Regions from separate parts of the Homo sapiens genome. Here regions 1, 2, 3, 4, 5 and 7 are each linked to region 6. A link is a loop called in an ENCODE intact Hi-C map of the cell type or tissue named here. Cell type or tissue: PC-9. All regions are shown on one strand.

Evidence for each region. A loop is a pair of places that touch in the nucleus more often than their neighbours do. Peaks named below come from ENCODE experiments on the same cell type or tissue, not always from the same donor. Only the 100,000 strongest peaks of a DNase experiment are listed, where the experiment ranks them.
Region 1: it touches region 6 in a loop (3-fold over the local background); 25 of 110 quality-filtered maps call a loop at or near these places.
Region 2: it touches region 6 in a loop (5-fold over the local background); 14 of 110 quality-filtered maps call a loop at or near these places.
Region 3: it touches region 6 in a loop (8-fold over the local background); 4 of 110 quality-filtered maps call a loop at or near these places.
Region 4: it touches region 6 in a loop (4-fold over the local background); 11 of 110 quality-filtered maps call a loop at or near these places.
Region 5: a loop joins it to region 6, with 8 times the contacts of the local background. A loop is called at or near these places in 30 of 110 quality-filtered maps.
Region 7: a loop joins it to region 6, with 6 times the contacts of the local background. A loop is called at or near these places in 6 of 110 quality-filtered maps.

The regions. Positions count from the first base shown.
Region 1 is chr9:87,640,659-87,644,658 of GRCh38, reverse strand. It overlaps DAPK1 (death associated protein kinase 1), which reads right to left. Exons shown (of 26, transcript NM_004938.4): 9 at 3,812-3,857; 10 at 2,601-2,690; 11 at 1,191-1,283. Among named protein-coding and RNA genes, the nearest start is that of CTSL, 83 kb to the left of the region's middle. In PC-9, no CTCF peak of the experiment used is centred here; no DNase peak of the experiment used is centred here.
Region 2 is chr9:87,597,784-87,601,783 of GRCh38, reverse strand. All of the region lies in intron 2 of DAPK1 (death associated protein kinase 1), which reads right to left. Among named protein-coding and RNA genes, the nearest start is that of DAPK1-IT1, 46 kb to the right of the region's middle. RefSeq lists an enhancer at 839-1,432. In PC-9, no CTCF peak of the experiment used is centred here; DNase peaks (open chromatin) are centred at 393 and 1,803; H3K4me3 peaks cover 875 bases; H3K27ac peaks cover 3,288 bases.
Region 3 is chr9:87,426,900-87,430,899 of GRCh38, reverse strand. No RefSeq gene overlaps it. Among named protein-coding and RNA genes, the nearest start is that of DAPK1, 69 kb to the left of the region's middle. In PC-9, no CTCF peak of the experiment used is centred here; DNase peaks (open chromatin) are centred at 2,049, 2,559 and 2,899; H3K4me3 peaks cover 1,375 bases; H3K27ac peaks cover 2,315 bases.
Region 4 is chr9:87,569,177-87,573,176 of GRCh38, reverse strand. All of the region lies in intron 2 of DAPK1 (death associated protein kinase 1), which reads right to left. Among named protein-coding and RNA genes, the nearest start is that of DAPK1-IT1, 18 kb to the right of the region's middle. RefSeq lists enhancers at 1,544-2,044, 2,869-3,038. In PC-9, no CTCF peak of the experiment used is centred here; DNase peaks (open chromatin) are centred at 2,146 and 3,066; H3K27ac peaks cover 1,929 bases.
Region 5 is chr9:87,661,112-87,665,111 of GRCh38, reverse strand. All of the region lies in intron 18 of DAPK1 (death associated protein kinase 1), which reads right to left. Among named protein-coding and RNA genes, the nearest start is that of CTSL, 63 kb to the left of the region's middle. In PC-9, CTCF peaks have their summits at 1,832 and 2,034 (motif pointing right); a DNase peak (open chromatin) is centred at 2,121.
Region 6 is chr9:87,501,061-87,505,060 of GRCh38, reverse strand. The region is part of intron 2 of DAPK1 (death associated protein kinase 1); the gene reads right to left. Among named protein-coding and RNA genes, the nearest start is that of DAPK1, 5.2 kb to the right of the region's middle. RefSeq lists an enhancer at 2,410-2,469. In PC-9, no CTCF peak of the experiment used is centred here; DNase peaks (open chromatin) are centred at 2,430 and 2,940; H3K4me3 peaks cover 1,335 bases; H3K27ac peaks cover 2,689 bases.
Region 7 is chr9:87,371,643-87,375,642 of GRCh38, reverse strand. No RefSeq gene overlaps it. Among named protein-coding and RNA genes, the nearest start is that of DAPK1, 120 kb to the left of the region's middle. In PC-9, a CTCF peak has its summit at 1,583 (motif pointing left); DNase peaks (open chromatin) are centred at 1,142, 1,472 and 2,982; H3K4me3 peaks cover 1,064 bases; H3K27ac peaks cover 3,671 bases.

The DNA.
Region 1 (4,000 bases), 140 kb before region 6:
AGAGTCACAGTTTTTATCTTTTCACTGGTTGTGCAGCCACCCTCTAACAATTCCCAAACAAAGCCTCCTCTTCTCTCTCTTCTCGCCCTAATCTGCTTCTCTTTTGCTTTTTTTTTCAAACATCTCCAATCCCATTTCACTCCACAAGGCTAGATGTGAAGCCTCAGTGAAGCTACTAACTTAAGGAGAAAAAAGGGGAGCTTGGTGTTTGCAGTTCCCACCCTGAAGTACTTGGCTCCACCGGGAAAATGCTGACTATTCAGTTAAAGGGGCAGGGTAGTTCCCGCAGGACAACCGTGGCTGCCTTGTCTGGAGTCCCCTTCACCTCCTGACTTAACAAAGCCCCGTTGTTTGATTGTCAGGGGAAAGTCTTGTTGAATTCGGACACTTCCACTCGTATCTGAAGAGCTTATCTGTGATTAGGTTTCAGTTTGGATTAGAGGGGAAAATAAAGAAAATAAAGGCTAGAAATTGGAAAATAAATGCATTTCTAATTACAAAGGAAAAATAACTAGAGAGTACCGAACAACAAATTTGATAAATCTTTGCCACTTTGTCAAAGTTCACATTAAAACTAAGAAAGTTGGAGTTACATTCAAGGGCCTTGGGCAGTCAACACCAGGCCAATCATGCAAGCAGGTTTGGCCTTCTGGTCTGCTAGGAGACACATCAGCAAGCAGCACTGCATTCTCCCTGATTCTCTGGTGTGGGTGTGTGGGAAGGGAGTGGCGGCTGTCTGCCCCTTCTGTGCTACTGTTAACCAAGATTCTTCTATGTCAGTGGCTACAGTTCATGAAAATTAGGATAAGCTCTTTTCTCTTCTGCTGGCTAGCCTCTCTTTTACCAAAATATCAGTGCGTGTGTCTCTATGTGTGTGCATTTGCTGTGCATGTGTGTATGTGTGTGTGTTGCGGGGGTGGTCTGTGCTTATGTTTGCATCGAGGTGGAGGGTAGTGTTAGAGGTATGGGGCTATGAGGGGGGACAGCACCATCCAAATCAAAGAGAAAAAAAGAGGAAAGAAGCAAGAGGGTGCATCAATCAGCACCCCCAAACCCCTCCGAGGGGATCAAGAATAAGCTTGCCATTTCCACAACTTCAGGTTCCTGGGAGGTTGAACAAATAGAACAGCTTGGTCATTCTGAGTACCCAGTGCTAAGAAAGGAGCACCAGGGCTCACGGGTTTGCTTACCAGAGTATCATCGCTTCTGGCAACACTCATGTTACTTCTGGACAGGAATGACCTGGATAATCTTTGGCACAGTGATATCAAGCGAACGGATTGCTTTTTTTTAAAAAAAAAAAAAAAAAAAGGGAGGGCGGGGAGGAAAAAGGCAGGGTGAGAGGAGGAGAGACAGCTTATGTAACAATTGTCAAATGAGTACAAACGACAAAGCCTGCGAGATCGTGTTCATTGCTATCAGCACACACTCTCCCAGGGTGGGCAATCCTACAGCAGAATGGGTTGTATTTGCTTAAAGAATAATTTTAAAGGTCTTATAAATCAAGACAACAGGATATAGAGATTCTCCTTCCATGTTTCATTATTGAACTACAGAGCTGGACACCCCACATCCTTTCTCTCTCTATATTTTCTTCTCTGCTGTTTGGAGAAGGTGATCTGACCCTTGCAGATCACCCTCAGAGAAGCACAGACTGCAGGGGCCTTGCTCTGTGTCCTTTGTGCCACATAAGCAGTGATGGTAGACAATGTGATAACCAAAACGCAACAGCTGTTGGAAGTGAACAGCTGGGGGACCTCTTAGTCTATAGAACAAACATCTCTGCATTTACTCTCTAAGGCAAAAGTACAGTTAAAGAATGAGAGCGAGAAAGAGAAATGGTTGCTCTCTCTCTATTTTAAGCCTAATTCTAAGGACTTTTGGGAATCTAGTGCTGTGGTCTTCCTCATCCCTACCACGGCACCCCAAAATTGGTAGGTGTGAAAACGAGGTACATTTCTGGCCCTGAGCTGGGAAGACACGGTAGGTACCCACTTCCTCTAGGTTTGACATGACCCTGGGCACAGGAAACCATCCCATCACCTTCTTAGCCCTGAAGTGTGATTTGTTCCAGGAGGTCTGCAATGCCTTCAGAGCAATGTCCTACCCAGCCCCTGTGGAGGCCATCCACACTGAGGAAGGAGAACAGGCCACCCTGCAAATGCTCACGGCCCCACCCCACCCCCACTCCAACCACTCACAGATAAAGGCTGGGCTGAGAGACCCACTTACCCAAGGTACAGCACAAATGTAATCTCATGCTGCTTACCACAAAGAATGAATTTATTTAAAATGTGGCTTGTAGTATTAGAAAAAAATTTCACTATAATTTTACAGTGCTGCTATAAAAATTTGCACTGAGAATAGTTTTGATGAAAACAACACAAAATTACATTTAATGGTATCAGTTAAAGTGACTAAAATATTGTTTTTGCTTGTTTTTCAAAATAGAGTAATGGTGCAGAACACTACAGGGTGGATTAAAAAGAGGAAAGGATGTATCTTCCATATTACCAGTATCAGAGGAGATGCACCCTGACCACACACTACTCTACACAGGAAACAGAATTTGTTAATCCCTCCACAACAAACAATCTTACTTTCCATTTTTTCCGGGCTGCAAACTTCTTGAATTTCTCCATGTTTACTGCTGATGCTTTTCTACTAAGTGCCTGTTGTGTATCTTTAGGCTAAAATAAAAATCCAAGAAAAAAAATTAAAGCTCTCAAATTATGAAAATGTGTTATATGACAATTTTTTGAAACATCTCCTTATTCAGGATGCTTACACATTCACCTTATTAAATTAGCATAAGAAGTTGGGATAACATGGAATACCTAGGCACCTAGTCTTAGCGGGCTCACTCTTCTATCTCAGGGTTTCGTATCATCCATGGACACTGGGGAGAAGTAGAGCTTGGGGTCAAACTAAATCACAACTTTCCACACTGATAGTTTGGGAATGGCAATATTCATGGTGAGGCTATGTTATGAGGCATTTGAACTTGGGTATCATCAAGTAATGTAGAGCTGAGAGGGATCTCAGAGGTCAGCAAAGTTAGTTTGGCCTATAGCAGGAGAATTCCTTGTATTGTATCTTTTTCAGTAGATGTATTTAGCTTTTGTCCTCCACCTCTGGGAGGAGGAGACACCATAGCTGGCTAGGAGAACCCAGGTAACTGCTGGGAACTTGCACAGCAAAGCTATTTGCCCCCAGAGCCTGATTCTGTGATGTTCACTTCTTTATTTCATGATTTTATTCTGTAACTATCATACTTTCCCACCCTTAGCCCTTTCTGCCCTGGATTGAAGATACTTTAATCCAAATGTCAACCAGGCCAGGCAGGTAATGTAAAGGTGTAATGTTCCAGGGCGCCCTGTTCCCTAGCACCAAGGCACCTGTGCCACTTCCCAAGGCCACGTGGAATGAGGGCTCAGTGTCAGCAGATCTTCAGATTTCCCAAGAGAAGCTGGAAATCCAGATTTGATTGATATTTACATGCTGGAATCAACATAAAATGTTAAATACACTGTTTGGGCCAACACCCCACAGGTCACTCCAAACACAGTTGTCGAGTGGGCTTGACCTTCTTCAGTTCCTGCTCTGTGCTCGCTTATTCCTCTCTCCCCACCTCTGGGATCATTAGTATACAGTCTAACCTGTCAGCTTTTCTTAAGATACGATGCAAATAGCAAACTTAACACTCCAGGTGTGACCTGTGGTTAGCAGTACTCTATGATACATGAATACCAGGGTGCCCAAACCAATCACATAGAAAGTGATCTAAACAGTTTCGTAATATGCAACTCACCTTGATCCAGGGATGCTGCAAACTATCTTGAATTGTCATTCTCTTCCTTGAGGGGAGGGGGAGAAGAAAAAAAATGCTGTGACCATAGCAGCAAATACTAAGGTTGTTTTCATGCTGGCTGGGCCTGCCAAGCAGATACTGTGGAAAATGCAGTTCAGGGAAGAAAGCCAAAAACAACATCGGTCTTTT
Region 2 (4,000 bases), 97 kb before region 6:
ACTCTAGGCCTCAGTTTTCTTATCTGTAGAGTGGGCATAATAAGTGCCTGTCTTGGAGGGAGTAGGATGAAATGAGCGCATGAAGTGTTTAGGACAGCACCTGACCATAGGGAGTCTTCAGTAACTGTTAGCTATTATTAATCTGCGACAACTGGAGTTATTTTCATCAGCACACTGTTGCCCCAGTCTCACAGTGATGCAGTATTACCCCCCAAGTACCTACCTCTCATGACTGCCAGAGAGAAAAGAGCCCTCATAGGACAAAAAAAAAAAAGCCCATGACAGGGCTGTCCTGTGCTAACGATGTATACAACTATTGCTAAATCCTCACTCCCTTCCTCCTTTTGCTGCCTGTCCCCACCCAGAGGGTGTGTTGCCACTTATAACTGCTCAGGCAGGCTGGCCCTGGCCTTGGGAGCTCAGAGTCACAAGCTGAGCCAAAGTGCCAGCAGCCAGGCCCACCTGGGGGCCTCTGGGAGCCTTTGTGTGTGATGGGTAAGCCTGTAGGGCATTTCCATAGCACAGTCTCCTCAGGCAGCCAGCAAACTGTGAGGACAGACTCCTGGAGGAGCAATTCTTCCCTAATCAGAGTAGTTTGCTTTGTGAGGTCTAATTTGAATTGGACTGTTGGTGAATTGCTGCTCCGATCCCTTCCTTCCTGGGCAGCTGGGCCTGGACCCGCTTTCCACCCTGGATCGGGACTCCTTTGGGGGGACAGTTCCTCTTCACCCAACCTCTGCCTCCCCAAAGACAACAACAACTTAAAAAAACAGCTTGTGTGTTTACTTTTCTGGTGAGGATTCCTAAATCGTGTGCCCTCAGAGGAATACCATGATCCAGCTTCAAGGGCGAGCTCAGACAGACCAGGGAGCAAAGCGAATGCACATAAAGCAGCAAGGCCACTGCCACAACCACGCTGGGGGCGCTTGTCCCTTCTGCCCCCTCCTCACACCCATGCACTGAGGCCAGTCAGTAATTAACAACGATACGGATGGCTGCATTATTAATTAATTACCATTAATACAGCTGGGGCTGTTCAATGGATGGGGGAAGGTAGCTTTTTACTGGAAAAGAGAAATTCTTTGCATGCTATGACATTTAATTTTGATAAAGCAGTACAAGTGATCCTTATTATTAATGGATTTTGTACTGGTGAATTCACCTACTTAGTAATTTTTTTTTTCTTTTCTTGAGACAGGGTCTCGCTCTGCCGCGCAGGCTGTAGTGTGGTGATGCAATCACAGCTCACTGCAGCCTTGACCTCCCGAGCTCGAGCAATCCTCCCACCTTGGCCTCCAGAGCAGCTGGAACTACAGGAGCATATCACCACACCCAGCTAATTTTCTTTTTTTTCTTTTTTGCAGAGATAGAGTCTCGCTCTGTTGCCTAGGCTGGTCTAGAACTCCTGGGCTCAAAGCAGTCCTCCCACCTCGGCCACCCAAAGTCGGGGAATTACAGGCATGAGTCACTGCAGGAGGCATAAAATTTATTTGTAACCTCCAAGTCAATATTTCTGGCACTTTCACAGTCACTTGTGGACATGCACGGATCGTGGAAAATTGGAGAGGATCGTGGAAAATTGGAGAGGCTGCTGCACACGTTCCTAGCTGAAGTCAAACAGCTGCCTTCTTGCTTCGGCTCTCACACCATAATCGAGTGTGCTCTCCGCAGCCCATTTAGTGTCATGTTTTTTATTGGTAATTTCACTGTATACAATGACCCCCAAGTATAGTACTGTGGGGCTGTCTAGTGTTTCTAAGCACAACAAAGCTGTGATATGACTCAGGGAGAGACTATGTGTGTTAGATAAGCTTCATTCAGGCATGCGTAATGTGCTGTTTGCCTTGAGTTCAATGTTAATGAATCACATATACATATACGATGTCTTTAAACAGAAACACACATAAAACAAGGTTGTGCAAAAATGACAAAAATGATTTGACCAGAGACTCACAAGAAGGTAACCCTGGATTTCTCCTAAGAGCAATGGTTTAGTGTTTGCAGTGAATTTCTAGAGAATAACTCTCACACATAATGAAAGTCAACTGTACACCAACTTTTTTTCCCCAAAAAATGCACTAAAATTTTCCATCGTTTAATAACTGACAGAACAGTCTGTTGCATTAGATATAGACATCACATTAATTTTAATATTAAAAACTTTCCACTAAATGTAATAAACATTTATTAACTACTCATGGTCAGATACATACAAAGATAATGAGACACATTCTTCCTTTAATGAGTTTTATATTAAAAAACTTGATTCAAATGTAATCACCAATTTTATTAAAAAGAGGAAACGCACGGCGAAAAGGAGCAAGCTTCATAAAGAACAGGCTGACATCTAATTTCTCTGTCTGACTCACTGATATATTTAATCTGACTACTACCTCTGCAGTCACTGAAGAAACTGTAACCAGGATCATATGCAAGGCTCTTTACACATATTTCTTTATTAATAATCACAACTCCATGAGATACACATCGTCATCTCTTCTGACCAATAAGAAAATCAGGTCTCAGGGAGATTTTTAAAGATTGTCCCAAATCACTGAGCGAGTAAGTTGCATAACTAAGAAATGAACTCAAACTCAAGTGTATTCGCCTCCAAAGCTCCAGGTACTGAGCCCCATTGCTGTGTGGACCTCGTACATATTATGTTTGTCATACAAGACATCTCACTGTGAAGTTACAGACAGACTCCAGCATCACTCTAGGAAAGTGTTTTGTGAGGGGAAAGCAAAGGGCAGGGGTTTGTGGTTAAATCTGTTTGGGTCATATTGCCTTCTCCTCCCAGTTGAAGACTCACAAGGTGTTCTAATTAATTAAAACCTTTGCTTTAAGATGCTCTGAGATGCCATGCAATAAAAGTACAACATGTTTGTGAATTCAGGAAGCATTCTAGTAACAATCAGAAAGAAACCCAAGTTGATTCTCAAGGTCAAGGCACAAGGATGGCAGCATTCCTGTTTCTGTAGGTCTTCTATAGTTCCTGGTGCCTTAAAAAGAAACCTGTTTAACTTTTGTTTAATCCAGTCAGTTCTTACTGTCAACTTTATTTATTTGTGGGAGGCTCTGTTCACATGGGAGAATGAAGGTGTGGATATACAATGTCAGAGAAGACGCAACATTCAGAATGGAAGGAAAAAGCATAATCTGACTGGACATGACAATTAATGTCTCTGCTGCATAAGCTGGTGCCAAGCCCAGGGTCTAACCTTTTCATTGCTGGCCCTGATCCAGACATGCCATTAGAACAAGTTCTCACCTGGAGCAGGTGAGTGCAGATCAAAAAAAAAAGTGACGAAAACAGCATCTCCTTTTTCATGTTTTTACTTTAAATATGCATCTACCGAATACATATGCAGTTAAAAATTATTTATGGTAACTAGTATTACGATGAATTCTCTATATTAATGCTGGAAACAGATCTGGTTTAAATCTAACAGCTGACACGTTCCATCTTTACGCTCCTCCCAAGTCTTTCCAATATGGTTTCTCATTAACACAAAGTAATTTCTACTTTTGAACTCGTTATCAAATCCCTGGCTCGGTTTTAGTGGTGGTTTATGGGTGATCTATTTTTGCAGAAGACTTTTGCTGCCAGAGTAGCAGGCAGCTTGAATTCTGCCAGAATATTAGAATTACAGGTTGTAGGTAAGGGGTGAGGAACAGAAACGGTTTCTCAAGGATGAGTTAACATCTGATAATAGTTCACATTTACAGCAGGAGATAAGACCCTGAGGGTTTACAGACTAGAGGAGAGACAAGCATGAAATACTTCACTGTGGGAAGAAGAAAAAAGGGGACGCAGTTGCTGTTGCAGAGAGGGTGCAGTTAGGAAACCCCTGCCCAAGCTGGCCTCCTAGGCTGTGCCCTGAAGGCTGAGCGTGAGTCAGGAGTGGAAGAAGGTGTGTGTTTAGGGACAGGGTTTCCGAGAGGAGGAACAGTGTGAGCAGAGGCAGGAAGGCATCAAAGAGCCTACTTCGTATTTCTA
Region 3 (4,000 bases), 74 kb after region 6:
AAAGCAAAAACCAACCCCTAATTTAACACTTTTTTTTTTTTAAAGAGATGGATTATTGCTATGTTGCCCAGTCTGGTCTCAAACTTTTGGGCTCAAGTGATTCTCCCACCTCAGCCTCCCAAGTAGTTGGGACTACAGGCCATGCCACCACCACTGGTTCCTAACTTATAGAATTTGCCAATATCTGTGGTGCAAATACTCTCATGATGGCCAGTTTCAAGCTACCAATGTACTGTCCCTGAATGCAGAGTTGGGAAAAGATGTACACTGTCTGTCTTCATGAATTGGTATCTATCACAACCCTGAAATAATTCTAAAGCTTTCTGTTTAAAGCAGGAGAATTTCATATGTCTGTCAGTAATCCTGCAAACTCCATATCCCAAGAGGATTTAATTCAAAGGGTGAAGTGTTTAGAAAATAAAACAAGGCCGGGCGTGGTGGCTCATGCCTGTAATCCCAGCACTTTGGGAAGCCAAGGTGGGCGGATCACCTGAGGTCGAGAGTTAGAGACCAGCCTGACCAACATGGAGAAACTCTGTCTCTACTAAAAAAAATATATGTATATATATATATATATATATATATATATATATATATATATATATATATATATTTTTGTGTATATATATATATATATATATATACACACACACACACACAAAATTAGCCGGGCACGTGGCACATGCCTATAATCCCAGTACTTTGGGAGGCCGAAGTGGTTGGATCACCTGAGGTCAGGAGTTCGAGACCAGCCTGGTCAACATGGCAAAACCCTGTCTCTACTAAAAATACACAAATTAGCTGAGCATGGTGGCACATGCCTGTAATTCCAGCTACTTGGGAGGCTGAGGCAGGAGAATATCTTGAACCTGGAAAGTGGAGGTTGCAGTGAGCTGAGATTGCGCTACTGCACTCCAGCCTGGGCAACAAGAGTGAAACTCCATCTCAAAAAAAACACCAAAAAAAACAAAAAAACAAAACCCGAGTAAGTTCCATTTCACCAACTCACAGATATGATTAGCCTGAGTTTCCAGAAAAACAAGGAATGAAGGAGAGACTGCAATCCTGTACAAAGTGCCTAGAACAAAACAAGCACCAAATTATTCCTTGCAAAATGTCAGCCATATTTAAAACTGGCTCTTCTTTAGTTAAACATTAAAACTGAGTTTATTTAAATCACTTCTTAAAACTTAGTTTCATCCTAATCAACTCTGTTTATTCTTTTTGTATTTTTTAAATTTTCTTTGAGAGACAGGGTCTTGCTCTGTCACCCAGGCCAGATTGCAGTGCTGCAATCGTACAATCATAGCTCACTGTAGCCTTGAACTCCTGAGCTCAAGTGATCCTCCTGCCTCAGCCCACACACCCAGTCTATCTTCATTCAATCTGATGAATGGTGAAATGGTTACGTTTTCAAACACATTTTAAAACAATTACATAACCTATAAAATAACAAATATTCATCAGATAGTACCTAAAATCACTTTGCATACCATCTGTGGCATCTGTACAGGGATGTGTACCATGCTTTGTGAAACAATGCACCAAGTACGTGTTGGACATTATTATTAATATTTATCTTTGGAGGCTGAGTATTCAAAGGCTCCCTCCAATAATGCAGGTGGTAAATTCTCAGTACTATATTTAGATAAATCATCAGGAAACTTGACTCCCAATATCCTAAAAATCCTTTAGGAAAAGTCTGTCTGGCCTTTCTTTAAAGGTCACTGCTGCTAGGCAACACCTTTCTTCTGGGATGTGGACCACATTTCTTAGATTTTATTAAAGCACTTGTCTTGTCATGGGTGGAGGTGGGGGAACACATTCTGCTTCTATCTAGCATTTCAGTAGAGTCCTAAGCTCAGAGAGGACAACAAGATTCAGTTCAGAAGAGGTCACACATTTCCTCCTTCGTTTTGCACATCTGTGGGTGTTGTGTGCTATAGGCAGTGTGCAGTGGATTGGAAAATAAGGACCTCTGTGTTTCCACCTTTGAGCTGCTACCTACTCCCTGGGTAATCACTGGCCAGCTTCCCAACCGTAGGTCAGTCTCCTCTTGTCAAACCAGTTAGAGCAGGAGGCTGTCTCAACTGTGGGGAAGATCTGATTTCGGAAATGGAAGCTATTCTGCCCCATTCTCCCTCCTGAGCTGATCAATGGCAATTATTCACAACAATGACACATGGTGGGTCATTTTCTTTTAATTTATTGATTTTTAACCATAATGGAGAGAACTTCCCTGTTGCAAATCTGGAAGAGATGTTCTACGCTTCAGAATTGTCCATTTTTCTCCTTGTTTTAAAGGGGACTACAGCATTCCAACCCAAATCTAAATCAAAACCTAATTTCTTCAGGTGGTTAATTGAATCAAAAGAAGAGTTGTTTCTAATTACCAGCTGTGTCCTGATTGCAAGGTAATTTGTATTCATCCATGACTAGCAAATTCATAATGCATGAGGCCCTACACAGCCACTTGCCTTAATAGCCCTCATTTTAGAAAGCTGATGTCTTCAAGCCAAAGGATGCTTAACGCAATGTTTAGTCACGTTGAAGAGCCTTGATTGACTATTCCTGAAGTAAGCTTGTAGAAAAGGAAGTAGTTTCCTAATCCATCTCAGCTTCTCCTCCAATCCACTCCAGCTCCTTTCTGTCAACCACAGGAAAAGCATAAAGCTGGAAGGTACAGGAACACACTCATCTGCTGAGTCTGCTTTCACTGAGGAGGCTGAGACAGTGCATTTTCAGCCTTTCGAATATCAGCGGTGAGGGTCCTCTATGGTCTCACATTTTAGTGCTCAATGATTAGGATTTCTCTCTTGACCACAGAAACTGGACTTTCCAGTTCCTCAACAGAGTCATGGGAAAGATCCCATTAGGAAGAGGACTGTTGCCTCTGGCAAGATTTGACCACAGGTTTAGAGCAGGTTACAGTCATGGTTTCTACAAAGTAGGTTGTTCCTGGATGTAAGAGGTGGCCAGCCATCAGAAAAATCGAGCATAAAGAGGCCACATGAATACCAGTCATGCCAAATACACCTTGGAGAAGACTCTCAAGCACAGTGCATTTAACTTTTGGGGAAGTATGCCCTTTCTAGGAAAGGAATACAGTCTCAAGAATTCAGACTTAAAATCCTTTGGAGTGGGAAGAAAAAACCACAGTCTATGTGATGGAACGGGCTGGTGGTCCTTACATTACCTGGGTTAGACTTTACATTACCACCTAGCTTTGTGAATTTACACAAGTCACTTAACTTTTTTGAGTATCAGTATTCTAAGCAGAAAATGAATGAACGAAATATTTACTAAGATCCCTTCCAGCTCTATGATTCTGTGACTCAATTACTTACTTTCACTTCTAGAACCTCATTTATCCCTCCGAGCAGTTAACTCACATTTCTACTATAGTGTCTAAAAATTAATGATATCCACAAGATTAAACATTTCTAGGGTCTGATTCCACCCCCGCCCTGCCCCTGCCCCAAGCATTTCAGCAGGATTTTTATTATATATATATATAATATATATTTATATTATATAAATATGTATATATATTTTTTTGCTGAGATTTATTTTCTCTTCTGAGCTCAGAATTCACTATTGGAGCGTGTCATGAATCATGCCTTAACTCTCTTCTGCTTGGTCTTACCAATGAAAAATGGAAGATGTATACTGGCAGAGAAAGAATTTAAAGCTGGGCGCGGTGGCTCACGCCTGTAATCCCAGCACTTTGGGAGGCTGAGGCGGGCGGATCACGAAGTCAGGAGATCGAGACCATCCTGGCTAACATGGTGAAATCCCGTCTCTACTAAAAATACAAAAAATTAGCCAGGCGTGGTGGTGGGTGCCCGTGTTCCCAGCTACTCGAGATGCTGAGGCAGAAGAATGGCGTGAACCCGGGAGGTGGAGCTTGCAGTGAGCCGAGATCGCGCCACTGCACTCCAGCCTGGGCGACAGAGCAAGACTCTGTCTCAAAAAAAAAGTAAAAAGAATTTAATAAGCT
Region 4 (4,000 bases), 68 kb before region 6:
CCATTTGACATGCAGTCAGAGCCATTTAACATGCAGTCAGAGGTATTATGAGGAGGGAAGGTGTTCTGAACCCCAGAAGGCTGGGTGCTGTCCGTGTGGCCTTGCAGAGATCACAGATACGCTTAGAACCCCAGTTTGCTCAGTGTTTTGTATAAGCGAAACTCCTGTCTTCAGAATCAGCATCTGGAAGGTGGGAGGAGAGCTGTGTGTTTCAGAATCTCAGCCAGGCTTGGCAATATCTAGCTTAGAACCTCACCACCCAATGCATTCTGTGGGCCGCAGCATGGGCTTCATCTGGATGTGTGTTTTAAATGCAGAATCTCAGTCCCCACCTAGACCTACAGTGTTAGGCTGTTCTTGCAATGCAAGAAAGAAATACCTGAGAATGGGTAAATTACAAATAAAAGAAGTTTAATTGGCTCACGATTCTGCAGGCCGTATAAGCATGGCACTGGCATCTGCTCAGCTTCTGGGGAGGCCTCAGGGAGCCTTCACTCTTGGTGGATGGTGAAGTAGGAGCAGGCACTTCACATGGGGAGAGCACAAGCAAGGTGAGGGGGAGGAACCACACACTTTTCAGCAACCAGGTCTCACCAAAACTCACTCACTATCACCAGGACAGCATCAAGCCAGGAGTAACCTACCCTCATGACCCAAACACCTCCCACCAGGCCCCACCTCCAACATGGAGGATTGCAATTCAACATGAGATCTGGGTAAGGACAAATATCCAAACAATATCGCCTACTGAATTGGAATCTGCCTGATCCTCAGGTGACTCATAAGCACATTGAAATTTGAGAAAAGCTGGCTCCCATCTATAACGGCACGACTTCAAGGAGAATATAATATATTTAGTAGCCATTGTCATAGAACCCGGTCTAAATACTTGCTCTTCATTTGCTTCATTAAAAGAAATAGAGACCTCTTACTATGAGGATTGAAAGTGTTAATGTATAAAAGGCATGGGGCAGTGTGATATGTTAATGAATGCCAGCTTTGTTTTTGCTGCTACTACTATGATCATTAGCTGCTATATTCATCAGTCTAGATTTACCAAAACTCAAGAGAACCACTGAGGGATGGGAGTTGCCAATGCTGAGCAAGTCTTTCTATTTGTGACTTTTTTATTCCCAGCCCTTGGCATGACAGAATCCTCCCCAGTGAACAAAGAACTCTTAAAAGGTGGCCTTGGCTGATCCACAAAGGCAAAAGAAAACACAAAGCCCTGGAAGGAAGATCCCTGGGACTCCACGGTCTGCAACCAAAGAGCTGGCTCAAGCCAACAGCAAGGCCAACCACTTAGCCCCTCAGAAGGAGAGAGGCCTCCAACCCCCATGTCCCCATCCCAGGGGACACAGAGGCACCACCTTTGTGTGAGAGAATAATCAAGGGTATCCCCCAAAACTCCAAAGGCCCCCAAGCTCTCTCATTGGCACGCACGCACTGCCCGCAGATCACTGTTTAAGGAAAGTGTGCAAACGCTGTTTACATGGCATCAGCTGAAGGTGGACTGCTGGCAGACGGATGGGCAGCCGCAGGATGCAACCATCCATTTATGTCACTGGAACGTTTGCAAGGAGACAGATCAAATGGGAGAACCAAACCCTCTCTGTTCCCTTTTCCCTCTCCGCCTGCTTCGCTTCTGGTGTGTGTGTGTGTGTGTGTGTGTGTGTGTTGGGGTGTGTGTGTGTGTGTGTTGGTGTGTGTGTGTGTGTGTGTGTGTGTGTGTGTGTGTGTTGGGGGGTGGGGGATGGGGCCTAGGCTCTGGGTCTCTTCACAAGAAGTCAGGTTCCCCACAGAGCCAAGTTCCCCTCATGTTTAAGCTCCAGGAGAAACCAGCCCATGATTACAATTTCACAGGCAAACACCAGCAACAGTTCAGATACTTGCTCCAGGGTTCCCAGCAATGCTGACTCTGCAGAGAGAAACAGAGAGCAGAAGCCTGGGGTCTCCCATCTTGTCCTCAGGTAATGGCTTTTGTTCCCAGGGTACAATTAAGTCACTGTTCCCTTAGTGTGTGTGTACCGAATACACAATGCCTTCTATTCTCAAGGCCTAAAGAAAACAGGCGTTGGCATGAGGCATCCACATTTTCTTTAATGAACTAAACAGCCCAACCTGAAATTCAAGTGCTAAACTTTCAAGAGCAAACAAAAAGCTCGTGTTCCAGTCCAGTTCACTGAAACCAAGTGACTTTTCTATCAGCCTCAAATCCTGGGGGTGTTTACTTACTTATTCTTCTCTTATCAGCACAGTTAGGGGTCAGTTCCACATGTAAGCAAGGGAAGCAAACTGAGCATATGACACTTCAGATGGGAAGAAAAAAATCTCTGAGACTCTTACTCGACACCCTATGTGTTTGCAAATGGTTTCTCTCCCCTCTCTGCTGTTCCTGAAATCTGGGGAATCAGGCATTTTGAACAGCTGAACAGGCAATTCAATCTTTGGAATGAAATCTTCTAAATCACTGCTATGAATGATGACTCCTTCCTATAAAGAATTCCCTAAGAAGTGCACGCCTGGGTTAAGCCAGGTTTTCACTCCTCAAGCAGTCCCTTGTTTGTAGGTGTCACATAGACTACAGTTCTGCAGAGGAAAACATGTATTATTTACGAGAGGTACAACTGGCTTTTTGGGTTTTTTTTACATACAAAATAATGAAAAGAATGGGAAAGCTCCTGTCCCAACCTGGGGGTAATATTCTTCAAGGTAAAGCAAAGTATTTGATGATATAAAAAGAGGCATCTGGCAGATTTACATCAAAGCCATTTTAAGCTGTTATAAAATTAGTTCCCTAAACATAATTTTTCTCTTCTTTGCTAATGGACAACTTCTAGTACCTCTCTGTGTTAATAATTAGACAAAGCTGGAGTCAGAAGTGAAGTTTCTATTAGACAGAGAGGCATAAACAGAGTAAGAATGAAGTGTGTCTTGTGTACATATGGGAGGGAAAATGAGGTTCAAGAGTCCATAAAAGCTTTAGTAATATTTGATCAGCAGTGTTTGTGCCTTCTTTTTCCTGGACTGCAACTAACATAAATTTTTCTCTTATCAAAGTGATTAAAAAAAAATAGAAAGTGACTCAGTTATGCAAACTTCAAGATAAGGTGTAAAAGAATCTGATGCAGGAAAAAACACACATTGCTTTTGTCTTATAAGCATTTCTAGCTCATTAAGACTCAGAAACACAAATATAATAAGACCAGAAATAAAATCATGACATTCGGAAGTCTAGAAGTAGTAGTTTATGGTGATTTCATTAATCAGAAAATAATACCTAAAACTTTATTTACCAATTTAGTGAAAGTTGTTTTCTGAAGTCTTAAAAATAAAGGAAGAGGACAAATAGTTCTCAGCCTTGCATTTACAGCTGTTTGGCACCACTTCTATAAACCACCCTTCCAGCCAAGAAACTTAACACAAGATTAATGGACTGGAAGACCTCTCGTAGGGAAAGCCTGGGTTTAACCAAAAGGCACTGCTACACACCCGGATGCACCCGCATTGACACTGACAGGATCCAGTTCTGCACCCACTTCCTTTGAAAAACATGGCCTATCAGCTTGAATTCTCCAGCAGTGAGAACTTAGGTAATCACACGTTTTGAGCCTAAACTGACATCCATTTCAAAAGATCGATTTTCCATCCAACTGCTTGTCAAAAGTAGGACACTAAAGTATTTATATGTATTAATTGCAAATTGAAATAACCTATCTGCGTATTTCTATATGGGCACCTGCGATGAAGCACATAAGTCAATGATCACCTGAGTCTCGCTGGAGGTAGAGCTTTGAAAAATACAGGTTCCTGGGCTCCCCCGTGAACTCTGGATTCAGTCCATGGGGCAAAGCCCAGCAACCTGCATTTTAAAGAGCTCCTGGGTGCTTCTGATGCACAGTGAACTCTAAAACTCACAGACTGGAGTAGTAATTCTCAACCATCGTCAGTGGGGGAGGGGAGCTGTTGAAAGTCCAGATGCCCTCACCAGACTCCACAC
Region 5 (4,000 bases), 160 kb before region 6:
GGGGTGGGGGAGGGATAGGATTTAAAATAGGGTGGTCCAGAAAGGCCTCCCTGAGAAGGTGAAGCTCGAGTCAAAACCTGCAGAAGGTGAGAGACCAAATCACATGGATACCTGGGGAAGAGCCACTCAGGCCCAAGAATAGCAAGTGCAAAGGCCCCCGGGCGGTGGATGGCCAGCACTTTTGAAGAACATCAAGGAAGCTCATGGGGCTGATGTGGAGGGAGACGGGAGGAGGCGGAACAGGAGATGGGGGTCAGGGAGGCAATGTCAGGGGCAGATCCTTGGGGAAGCCCCCATTTGAAGGGCTCTGATTCCCATGAGAAGTTGCTAGAGCATCTGAGCAAGGAGGATGAGATCTCACTTACGTCTGACCAGGCGGCTGCGTGGGGACCAGGCTGTGGACAGGTAAGGGTGGAAGCAGGGAGCCCACTTAGGAGGCAGCAATGAATTCCCAGTGATTCCTGCCCAAGGGCTCACTCCTGCTAGGAGAAATCCGGATACGATTCCAATAGAGCAAGGAAGGCGAAGGGACTACCAGCCCACAGGGGCAAATCACACACACCGGAGAGGCTGGAACAGAGGAGGTTTCCTGGGCTGGAGGTGAATGTTGATGGATGAGGAGGAGTGGGTGCCACGGAGTCTTCCCCGAATGTTATGGGCTGTGTGCCCACATGCCCGTAGCGGGCATTCCAAGTCTCTCTCTGAAGGCAGAGCGCCATCAGGTACCCTCAGGGCAGAAGTGGGCAGAGAGATGTGTGCCTGTGTGTGCTGATGCTGTGGGCACACTATGCGCAGGGGGTGAAGGGGGAAAGGGGAGCTCCAGGGTGAAAGAACAGCAGGTGACAACTCCATGATGGGGGAGCCGGCAGGGGCTTCCCAGGACCCAGCCACAACTGAAGGGGAGAAGAGGGGAAGGGGAGGCTGGGCAGAGGCTGCAGAGTTCACATCCTGAAGGCAGAGGAGCCCCAGGTGGAGGTGAAAGTGGAGCCCACTGAGTGGCTGGCATTTCTAGAAAGATAAACGTGGGGCTGGGATGGACTGGTCCCAAGGGGCAGGAGGCTACAGTGCAGGGGTGGGTGAAGAGTCCGACTGGTCTGGAGGAGACTAAGGTTAAGGGTGACGCCCTTAACCAGGTGGGGGCTGGAGAGGCGGGTGCTTCGTGGTCATGGAGAAGTGGGAGGAGACTTAGTAGGCTGCCGGCTAGATGCAAATAGGTGAGGAGAGAGTAAGAAGGGTTTCCATGATCCTGGGCAGAGTGACAGACAGATGCGGAAGCCCTTTGCAGAGGCTGAACACTGGGGAGGAGGAAGCACAGAACTGGAGGGAGGGACCCTGGTGTGGGGGGGCCGAGGGCCTCTGAAGGTGCTGTGTGAGGCTGGCACTCAGGGGCAAGCAGGGACCAGAGACCTGAGCATGGGCCTCAGTGTTGGACAGCTGCAAGTCTGGGGGCCAGAGAGGGCCAGGGGGATGGAGAGGGAGAAGATGGACCAGCAGGAAGCAGAGGCCTAGGGAGAAGCAGGACGCGGGGACTTTCTCAGCCCAGGCAGGATTGTCAGGGCGTGCCAAGGGTGCCCAGTCCTGGGGATATCCAGTGAAAGAGGCTTAGGGGCAGCAGCTGGGGCTTGGGTGGAAAGATAACAAGGAAGCAAAAGGAAGAGCTGGCTTCAAATCAGGGAGGGGCTCACAGTGGGCGGGAGCGGAGGCAACAGCTGGGCCAGGTTCATGGGGCCTTTGGGGTGGCTGGGAAAGTTCTATTCTTGACCTGCGTGGAATTCAAAGGTGTTTGTCTTATGGAAACCCACTAAGCTTTATATTGGTTTATGTGCTTTTTTCTATCTATGCTTTCTTTTATAGTAAGACAGTTTAGAAGGAAAGCTGTCAGGAGGTGAGTGGGGACTCTGCTGAGGGTTACGTGGAACGGAAGGCAAGACAGTGGAGGGTGCAGGAGTAGGGGAGGCAAGGACAAAGTGGGGACAGGACGTGCAGACTTGTTCAGGTCCCCCTGGCTGAGGACTCAGCGGAGAGGGAAGGTGGCAGCAGGGGGCGCTGGTGGTCAAGGGTGGTTCTGAAGGAGAGGAGGATGGAATTGCTTCTGGAGGGTAGGAGGAAGGCGTAGGTGCTGGGCCTTCCAGGAAGACCAGAGGCCCCTCCCTAGGCCTTGACTCAGCTTGAAACCTGGGGAGTAAGGATGCGCTGTGAGGGCACAGAAGGAAAGCTTTGTATAAACCAAAGAATGTGAAAAATCTCAATAATTTAAGAATACTGGAAGTCCTCGCCAGATCAACTAGGCAAGAGGAATAGAGGCATCCAAATTGGAAAAGAGGAAGTCAAATTATCCCTGTTCACTGATGATATGATTTTATATCTAGAAAACCCTGAGGATGTCACCAAAAAATTCTGAGTTAATAAATTAATTCAGTAAAATTTCAGAATACAAAATTAACATACAGAAATCATTAGAGTTCCTATATACCAATGACGATCCAGCCCCAAATCAGGAAGGCAATCCCATTTACAATAGCTACCAAAAAAAAAAAAAAAAAAAAAAAAACTAGGAATATATTTAACCAAGGAGGTGAAAGATCTCTACAAGGCAAACTAAAAAACACTAATGAAACAAATTATAGATGACACAAACAAATGGAAAAACATCCTGTGCTCACGGATGGGAAGAATTAATATTGTTAAAATGACCATACTGCCTGAAACAATCTACAGATTCAATGCAATCTCCATCAAAATACTCACCTCATTTTTCACAGAATTAGAAATAACAACTCTAAAGTTCATATGAAACCACAAAAGGTCCTAAATAGCCAAAGCAATCCTAAGCAAAAAGAGCAAAGCTGGAGACATCATATTGCCTAATTTCAAATTACACTAGATGGCTATAGCAACCAAAACAGCATGGTACCCACATAAAAACAGATAATGGAATAGAACAGAATAGGGAACCCAGAAACATATAGCCACATGCTTACAGCCAACTGTTCTCTGACAAAACTGATAAGAACATACACTGGAAAAAGGACACCCTTTTCAATAAAGAGTGTTGGGAAAGTTGGATATCTATTTGCAGAAAAATGAAACTGTATCCTTCTCTCTCACCATTTGCAGAAGTCAACTCAAGATAGATTAAAGACTTAAATGGAAGATCTTAAATTATAAAAATACTGAAGGAAAACTCAGGGAAAACTTTCTAAACATGGGTCTAGGCAAATAATTCATGACTAAGACCTCAAAAGCATACGGAACATAACTAAAAATAGACGAACAGGACTTAAACTAAAAGCTTCTGCACAGCAAAAGAAATAATCAACAGAGTGAACAGACAACTTGCAGAATGAGAGAAAATATTCGCAAACTCTACATTCGACAGGGAACTAACATCCAGAATGTACCAGGAACTCAAACAACTCAACAAGAACAACAAAAACCCCAAAATAATCCCACTTAAAAGTGGGCTAAGGACATGAAGAGACATTTTTCAAAAGAAGACAGAAAGCCCACAAACATGAAAAGCATGTTCAACATCACCAATCATCAGAGACATGCAAGTTAAAACCACAATGAGTATCACCTTAACACCAATCAGAATGGCCATTATTAAAAAGTCAAAAAATAACAGATGTTGGAGAGGATGCAGAGAAAGGGGAACTTTTATACATTGTTGGTGGGTATGTAAATTAGTACAACCTCTATGGAAAACATAGAGAAATTACGCACAGCAACTTCTCAAATGACTAAAAATAGAACTCCCATTCATTCCAGCAACCCTACTACTGGGTATCTACCTGAAGGAAAATAAATCATTATGTCAAAAACATACCTGCACTTGTATGTTCACTGCAGGACTACTCACAGTAGCAAAGGTAGGGAATCAAACTAAGTGTCCACCGACAGAGGACTGGACTTAAAAATTGTGGTATATATACACAATGGAATACTACTTGGCCATTAAGAAAAGGAAATCAGCCTGGGCGTGGTGGCTCACGCCTGT
Region 6 (4,000 bases):
GAGGGAAGAGAACAAGGTGGAAGAGCCAATGTTGCCTCTCCTGATATAACACCTGTATACAACTACAGTCAGCCCTCTGGATCTGTGGGTTCTGCATCCATGGATTCAACCAACCTTGTACCAAAAATATTCAGGAAAAAACTGCATCTGTACTGAACATATACAGACTTTTTTTTCTGGTTATTATTCCCTAAACATTATAATGCTACTATTTAGTTAGCATTTACATTGTACTAAGTATTGTAAGTAATCTAGAGATGATTTAAGATATATGGGAAGATTACATCAGTTATATGCAAATACTATGCCATTTTATATAAGGGACTTCAGCATTTGTGGATTCTGGTGTCCCCAGAGGTCCTGGAACTAATCCGCCATGGATACCGAGGGATGAGTGCACTGGAATTTATCTGGACATCCATCTCTGTAGGTTTCTTATGAGTTTTTCATGGCTTTGCAGAGGCATATACCAATGATATGGGGCCTTCAGTTTCCTCATTGGCCGGGGAGACACAAGCTGAGGGTAAAAGAGCATGGGGGACCAAGAAGTGAGCTTCCATGTTCCCTGGCTTCCCGACCAATAAGCACCTCCACCTACTCTGTTCCTGGCCCCCTTGAACCTAAATTTGATGCCTGCCCTAGTAATCCAGCAACACACTCCCAGTGCCAGCAAGCAAGCATTCAACCAAACTGCCACTTACTAACACCATCATGCTTTCCCTTCACATCCTGGAAAATTATTATTAGACCTTCCTAAAATGTACACACTTTTAAAATCACTAACCGTTGCCTTTAATCTATGTAGCTGAACTTTATCTCTCTTAAAACTTTGGACCCTTTCCTATCAGAGGAAACATCTGAGAGCATTCTGAGTCAAAAATGCTAAGAGGAAAAATGTCACATTCAGCACAGTCCTATAAGGATGCAGAAACCCACCGGTGGCCTGCGGTTCCCATTTCTGAAGAAAAAACATGCCAGAAAGTCTCTCCCCTTCTATGAGCCACACAGGGTTGCCATTATTCATAGGACTGACTCCTGCAATCCACAGTAAACCGGTCTAGAGAAGCACTTGGACTGCCAGGGCTTATGACAATTTCTTACTTCAATTAAAATGCCTATGGATTTTATGCCGAAAGGGGAATGTTTTAAACTTGAATTATTAGCTTCCAATGACCATCCAAACCAATGTAAAATATTTAATGCTCCACTTCATTTGTTTTGTTTAAAACTGATCTTGTGCTTGAAAATTTTGGCTGCTGTGCTCATTACTGTTCAGCCACAAAGAATGCAAAAACAAGAGCAGTTTTTATTTTGATGAGCGGCAGCCATTATATCCTAAGTGTTCATCTTCACCACAAGCCATCATTTGTTGAGGCCCTAATACATACATATTCTTTCAAGTTGCTTTACATATATTGATCCACTCAGTCTAGTCTAACAGCATGCATTTACTGAGCGCCTTCTAAGTGCCATGCATCAACCTGGGCATTAGAAATAAAAAGTGAGGAGCAAGTCCAAGGTAATGGCCCCATGGAGAAAGCAGATCATCAAATAAGCAGTTACTATGCAATGTGGTAAATGCTGTGATGGAGAAAACAGGTTATTAAAAATAATAAAAATGATATATTAGAGGCCAGGCACAGTGTCTCTGCCCTATAATCTCAGAGCTTTGGAAGGCCAAGGTGGGAGGACTGCTTGAGCCCAGGAGTTCAAGGTTACAGTGAGCTATGACTGTGCCACTGCACTCCAGCCTGGGAAACAGAGTAAGACCCTGTCTCTAAAATATATATATATATACATATACACACACACATATATATAAAAAACATATACATATATATATATTTTAGACACATCACACTTAGTAGGTGTTCAGTAAATGCATATCTACCTGTAGACTAGAAAGACAGACTGCATGTCAGATGTTTAAAGCCACGTCTGTAATTCTAACAACACTCTACCAGGGTAGGTGTCTCCCCACTTTCCAAATGAGCATTCTCAGGTTTTTCCACACTGCACACTGCCTCTCTAACAGTATCAGCATCAGCATCATCGTTTGCATCTTACATCCCCATTCTGGTCTCAAAATTACACTTGCCAAACTGCATTAGCTCATTGAGGCATGCATTAATCCCAATATTGATCATAGATACCAATTTGCAGGAAGTCTATGAAACCCTGCACACCATGGGGAGAAAGGACCACAACAACTCCAAACCACAGGGCACACCCCAAAGAAACTCACAAGCTGGCTGCAAAGAGTAATACAAGACTAATAAACATGAAACAGGATAAACATGTCACTGGGCAGTCTATGGTCATGGACAAAGAGAGTCTCAGAGAAGTCACTTGACTTTAAAAGGGGAAACTCATTGTGGAAGGATTCATTAAGGAAGTAGGACTTAGGTCTTAAGATCATATAAGGTCAGATGGTGCAATAGGAAAGAAGGCCAGTCCCTCAGGAAAGCAGTGTACACAGAGAGGTGCCCAGGAGGCTCACAGGTTAGGCTGAACGACGGCCAAGGGTGTAACTAGAGCCCGACAATGGGGCAAGTCAGCCTGCAGCTGCCCGAGGTGCCAACTGATAAGAGATGCTAGGGCATCCTGGGGCATTAAAACACCTCGGTATAATAGCAGATTTATAAGAACTCCTCCCAGAGACTATTACACATCATGGAGGCAGTTCTTTGTTCCGCCTCCTGGGACAGAGGGTGAGACCCTAAAGGGCCTCCAGGAGCCAAAACTGAAGGCCACCAAGCACCCTTCTAAAGATAACAAGTGCATCTGCTGCAGGGACTTGCTTCTGCTTGGAGGGTGTGCCAGCTCAAGGCCAGGGCTGCATTATTCAGAATCATAGTGGAGGCTGAATGCTGTCAGCAACCCTTCTCCCCATGACCCTTTTCCTATAAGGCATCCCCTCCCAAAGCTGGTAAACAGAAACTTAAAGAATATTGACTTGCCGGCCAAGTTATTAGCTTGCCTGGGGCACCCAGATGTCTCAGCCAGTCTACAGATAATATCTATATTTGTTTAACTCTCTACTGCTGATCAACTACTTTTACAAGTTAGATTATTTTTACAACAGCAATGAAAAAAGCACTAAACCTCTCATAGAGGAAAATCCTGAGTGTCAGAGTGGGTAAATGGCCTGTTCAAGAAAACTGGCAAGTTGCAGAGCCAGGTTTTGGACCAGGGTATCTGTCCAGTGGCCCATCTGCTCTATTACTGCTGCAGATGGACTGCTGCAATAGTTGCAATACTCTATAAAGTTCCTGACCGTTGACAGAGAGCTTTTACAGAAGTCTTAGGCAGTACACACAAATACGAACATTTTCAATTTTCCTAAAAGTAAAATAACATTAACAATAATACTTGTACTCTACTTCTTCAAAAACCCATCTTTCCTCCTGGCTATGTACTTTGTCTCACTACATTTATAAGGTAAGTGAATCGTTATTATTTAGATGACTGCTAAAGATATATAAGTAAAGTCTTTTTTTTCTTTCTTTTTTTTTTGAGACAGAGTCTCGCTGTATCACCCAGGCTGGAGGGCAGTGGCGCGATCTCCATTCACTGCAACCTCCGCCTCCCAGGTTCAGGCGATTCTCATGCCTCAGCCTCCCAAATAGCTGGGACTACAGGCGCGCGCCACTGCGCCTGGCCAATTAAAGTCTTAAATCTTAGATAATTTTTTTTGTATTTTTAGTAGAGACAGGGTTTCACTATGTTAGCCAGGCTGGTCTTGAACTCCTGACCTCGTGATTTGCCTACCTCAGCCTCCCAAAAGTGCTGGGATTACAGGTGTGAGCCACCTCGCCTGGCCAAGTAAAGTCTTAAATCTTAGATACTGGTCTACTAGTAATTCACTGCTTAGAATGACCTTGCATTTGTGCCACATATCTGCCCATTTCCATTTTCCTGCCACCAAACTCCTGCCTCCACTCCCAATCTTCCCTCAGTGACACGTGATGTCATATAAGCAGCATCTTCCTACATGTCC
Region 7 (4,000 bases), 130 kb after region 6:
AAGTGTTGATGAATCCTATTACTAATTGGATGGCAGTCTGGGCAGTAAGGTTTAGTGCCAACAACAGCAGTAGAGGAGGCAATGTTCTGGCAGCATGACAGAATCAGGATGTCTCAGGCTGTGATCTTCAAGCCTCTGCTGCCTGCAGATATGTCTCAAAGTATGAATTAAAAATCATTGAAATTTGAAGACTTTGGGCACTCTCTTCTCCCGTGCAGCTCTTATCTTTCCCTATTGTCCTCTTTCCCGCACCCCCCCACCCCCAACCACATTTACACATTAATGTTCCTTGGAAGGCTGTGAAGCCATTTGAGTTTGGACCCCAGTGATGTTTCTGACCTTGATGCTGTATCTCCACATACTCTGCATACCTGCGTATCTACCTTCTACTCTCTGTATTTCTCTAGTGTGTGTGTGTGTCTGTGTGTGTGTGTAAAACTCTTCAACAGGAGTGATGCTTAACTACACACCAAAACAAAGCAAGGCCTTCCCTAAATATCACCAACTGTTGATCTTGAACCTAAAGTTGTCATGAGAGCAAGCTCGTACTTTGGAGCAGTGTCAGGCTTTCATGCTTCAGCCTCGGGATTGAGACATTTGCTCCCTAAATGTTTTACAGACATTTGCTCCCTCAATGATGCTCTAGTTTCTGAGGAAAGTAAACAACTTAAATAAAAATTATATTTGCAGAAGTACTTGTGGGATGAGCCAGGTGTCCAACAAAAGTGGAGAAAGGTGCTAAGCTCTAGAAATTTTGTAGCCACTGAAGTAGACATGCAGATGTGAGGCCAACTGACAAGCACAGCTTTTGAAACTGCTTTTGCAAATTTATGACTGAGACAGTGAAAGAGATCTAACTTAACTGACTCCATCTTGCTTCTAACCTCCAAGCTGTCCTTGTTCATTCCTGGGCATAGGCTGAACTAACTTTGGGAGAAACTTACTTTATAGTTTGAACAAAGACGGTAACAGCCCTTTCCCAAAGCAGACCTCCTCCTTGTCTGGGTACTAGACTGCCTTTGTAGGACTAACGTTAGCCACGTGATTAGAAATTATGGTTTAGGAGTCATGCAGCTGGAGGCTACAAGATTCTGACCCTCCCTAAGTTGCTCCTAAGATCAGAGCTTGAGATATTTTGCAGACCTTGCACTTGAGGGATCAGCTGGCTCCACCCAGATCAATAAACTGGCTCATCTGATCTTGTGGCCCCCAACCAGGAACTGACTCAATGCAAGAAGACAGCTCTGACTCCCTGCGATTTCATCCCTGACTAATCAGCACTCCTGGCTCACTGGCTTCCCCCCACCCACCAAGTTATCCTTAAAGACTCTGCTCCCCGAAAGCTCGGGGAGACTGATTTGAGTAATAATAAAACTCTGGTCTCCCGCACAGTCGGCTCTGCGTGAATTACTCTTTCTCTATTGCAGTTCCTCTGTCTTGATGAATCAGCTCTGTCTAAGCAGCAGGCAAGGTGAACCCCTTGGGTGGTTACACTTTCAGGAGAGCTCTGAATCATAGCCAGAGCTGTGTTCACCCAGGGATGAGCAGGCTGGGACATTCAGAGCCTCCTTGTGGCCTGAATTCCTTCCTTGGGTAGAGCTTGTCCTAAGACACCTCGTTTCTATCTCAAGTAGACCCTGAGGCTCAGATGAGTTCTAAGACAAGGTAAAAAGAGTCCAGGGAAAACATGAAGAGCCAGCAAAGATGGCAGATGGCTGTGAAAAACAGTAGCAGACATCCTCAGACAATCGCTCAGTGCCTCGGAATGATTTTCAGAGATGTAAAAATGGACTCAGAGACAAAGTAGAGAAGGAAGTGAGAAGAACCCAGAAAATAAGATGTCATGTTATTTGTTTATATATTTGTTTTTGAGATGGAGTCTCGCTTTGTTGCCCAGGCTATAATGCAGAGATGCGATCTCAGCTCACTGTAGCCTCCACCTCCTAGGTTCAAGAGATTCTCCTGCCTCAGCCTCCTGAGTAGCTGCGACTACAGGTATGCGTCACCATGCCTGGCTTATTTTTGTATTTTTATTTTTATTTATTTATTTAGTTAGTTAGTTAGTTACTCTGAGATGGAGTCTAGCTCTGTCACCCAGGCTAGAGTACAGTGGGACAATCTCAGCTCACTGCAACCTCCATCTCCCGGGTTCAAGTGATTTTCCTGCCTCAGCCTCCCAAGTAGCTGGGACTACAGGGCTGTGCCACCGCACCCGACTAATTTTTGCATTTTTAGTAGAGACAGGGTCTCACCACGTTGGCCACGCTGGTCTCGAACTCCTGGCCTCAGGTAATCTGCCCACCTCAGCCTCCCAAAGTGCTGGGATTACAGGCGTGAACCACCGCACCCTGCCTAATTTTTGTATTTTTAATAGAGATGGGCTTCACCATGATGGCCAGGCTGATCTCGAACTCCTGGCCTCAAGTGATCTACCTACTTCAGCCTCCCAGAGTGTTGGGGTTATAGGTGTGAGACACTGTGCCTGGCCAATGCCGTGTTATCTTAACACGTATCATATATGTATGTGTTGGCTGTTGGTAAAGGAAAGCCTTTCCTAATTGTTAAAGTCAAATACTGTGTTAGGTGTATTTGTTAATATTTTATATTTACATATCATCTCACCCATTGTATTTTTTCACTTGCTGCCCTCTTGAAAACCACCTGCAAAACACAGGTGTGGGAGTAATTGTAATCTTTCATGGAAGGGGACCCCCGCTCTAGATTCCCTCGCAGTTGTTCAAGGCAGAGGAGGCACTCAGCTCAGGCTTTCAGTTCTTATCTTGGAAATAGTTTCAGTGAATTTTCAAAGTGGAGGCTAACACCTGAATGACAGGCTCATTATTCATGCTTGGTTTTATCTCTTTTTATTTCCAGCTATGGGGACCCAGCAGAGGAGGCTCTGTCTCTCGGGAATGCACTCAGTGGGTTGGGTCCCTTCCCCGCCTGGAGGTTACGGCCCTTGTGCCACTCCCTGATTTCATTAACAGCGCTTGAGGGGACTGCGCCATTTGCACGTACAGGGAGCAAGAGCAGGTCACGTAGTTATATTTTATCCAGTGTTGCCTTTCTCTAAGGGCGACGTTATCTATTAACCACTTTCTCTCTGCCCGCATCCCTGCTAGGTGTTGTGAAAAGTAAAGATGTAAAATTTCTGAACAATTTAAAGCTACAGTAAACAAAACATTTTCTCTGTGGGAGGTGGGGTTGGAAGGAATGAGAGGGAATCCATGTAGATAATCTAATTCTGTTAGTGTATGAACATCAGTATGTGAGTTCTAATTCCATGCGCTTATAAAATTCTCATGCCAGAAATATTCTGGAATGTGAAAAGCCATCAATGTCTTTTGCCTGGGCTACTACAGTAACTTTATTTTATTTTTTTATTTTGATACATGGTCTGGGTTTGTTGCCCAAGCTGGAGTGCAGTGGCGTGATCTCAGCTCACTTCAACCTCTGCCTTCCGGGCTCAAGCGAGCCTCCCACCTCAGTCTCCCTGGGATTGCAGGCACACGCCACCAAGCCCTGCCAATTTTTGTATTTTTAGTAGAGATGGGTTTTTGCCATGTTGCCAGGCTTGTCTCAAAACTCCTGGGTTTAAGTAATCTGCCTGCCTTGGCATCCCAAAGGGCTGGGATTACAGGCATGGGCCACCACACCCTGCCCTGCAGTAAATTTTAATTGATTTTCTTACTTTCTGTCACTCCCTATGTGACACACTGTTCTCCATGTAACCGGCTTTCAAAAGCTCAGGAGGGCACTTTCCAGCACCTCATTCCTCCTGGGATGAAGAAGCCCCAGGCCTCATAAGCCCGTGAGGCCTGAGGCCACCCAGAGCCCACCCCACCTCCCAGCTCTTTGCCAGCCATTCCCTGCCACCTGAAGGCTTCCGTCCTGCAGGATGCTCTAGGCCTTTCCACACCATGGAGCCTTTGACCACATAGCTTCCTCTCCGTTCCTTGCTCTCCCAACTCTCCTCCTCCAACTTACTTAGTAAATTTCA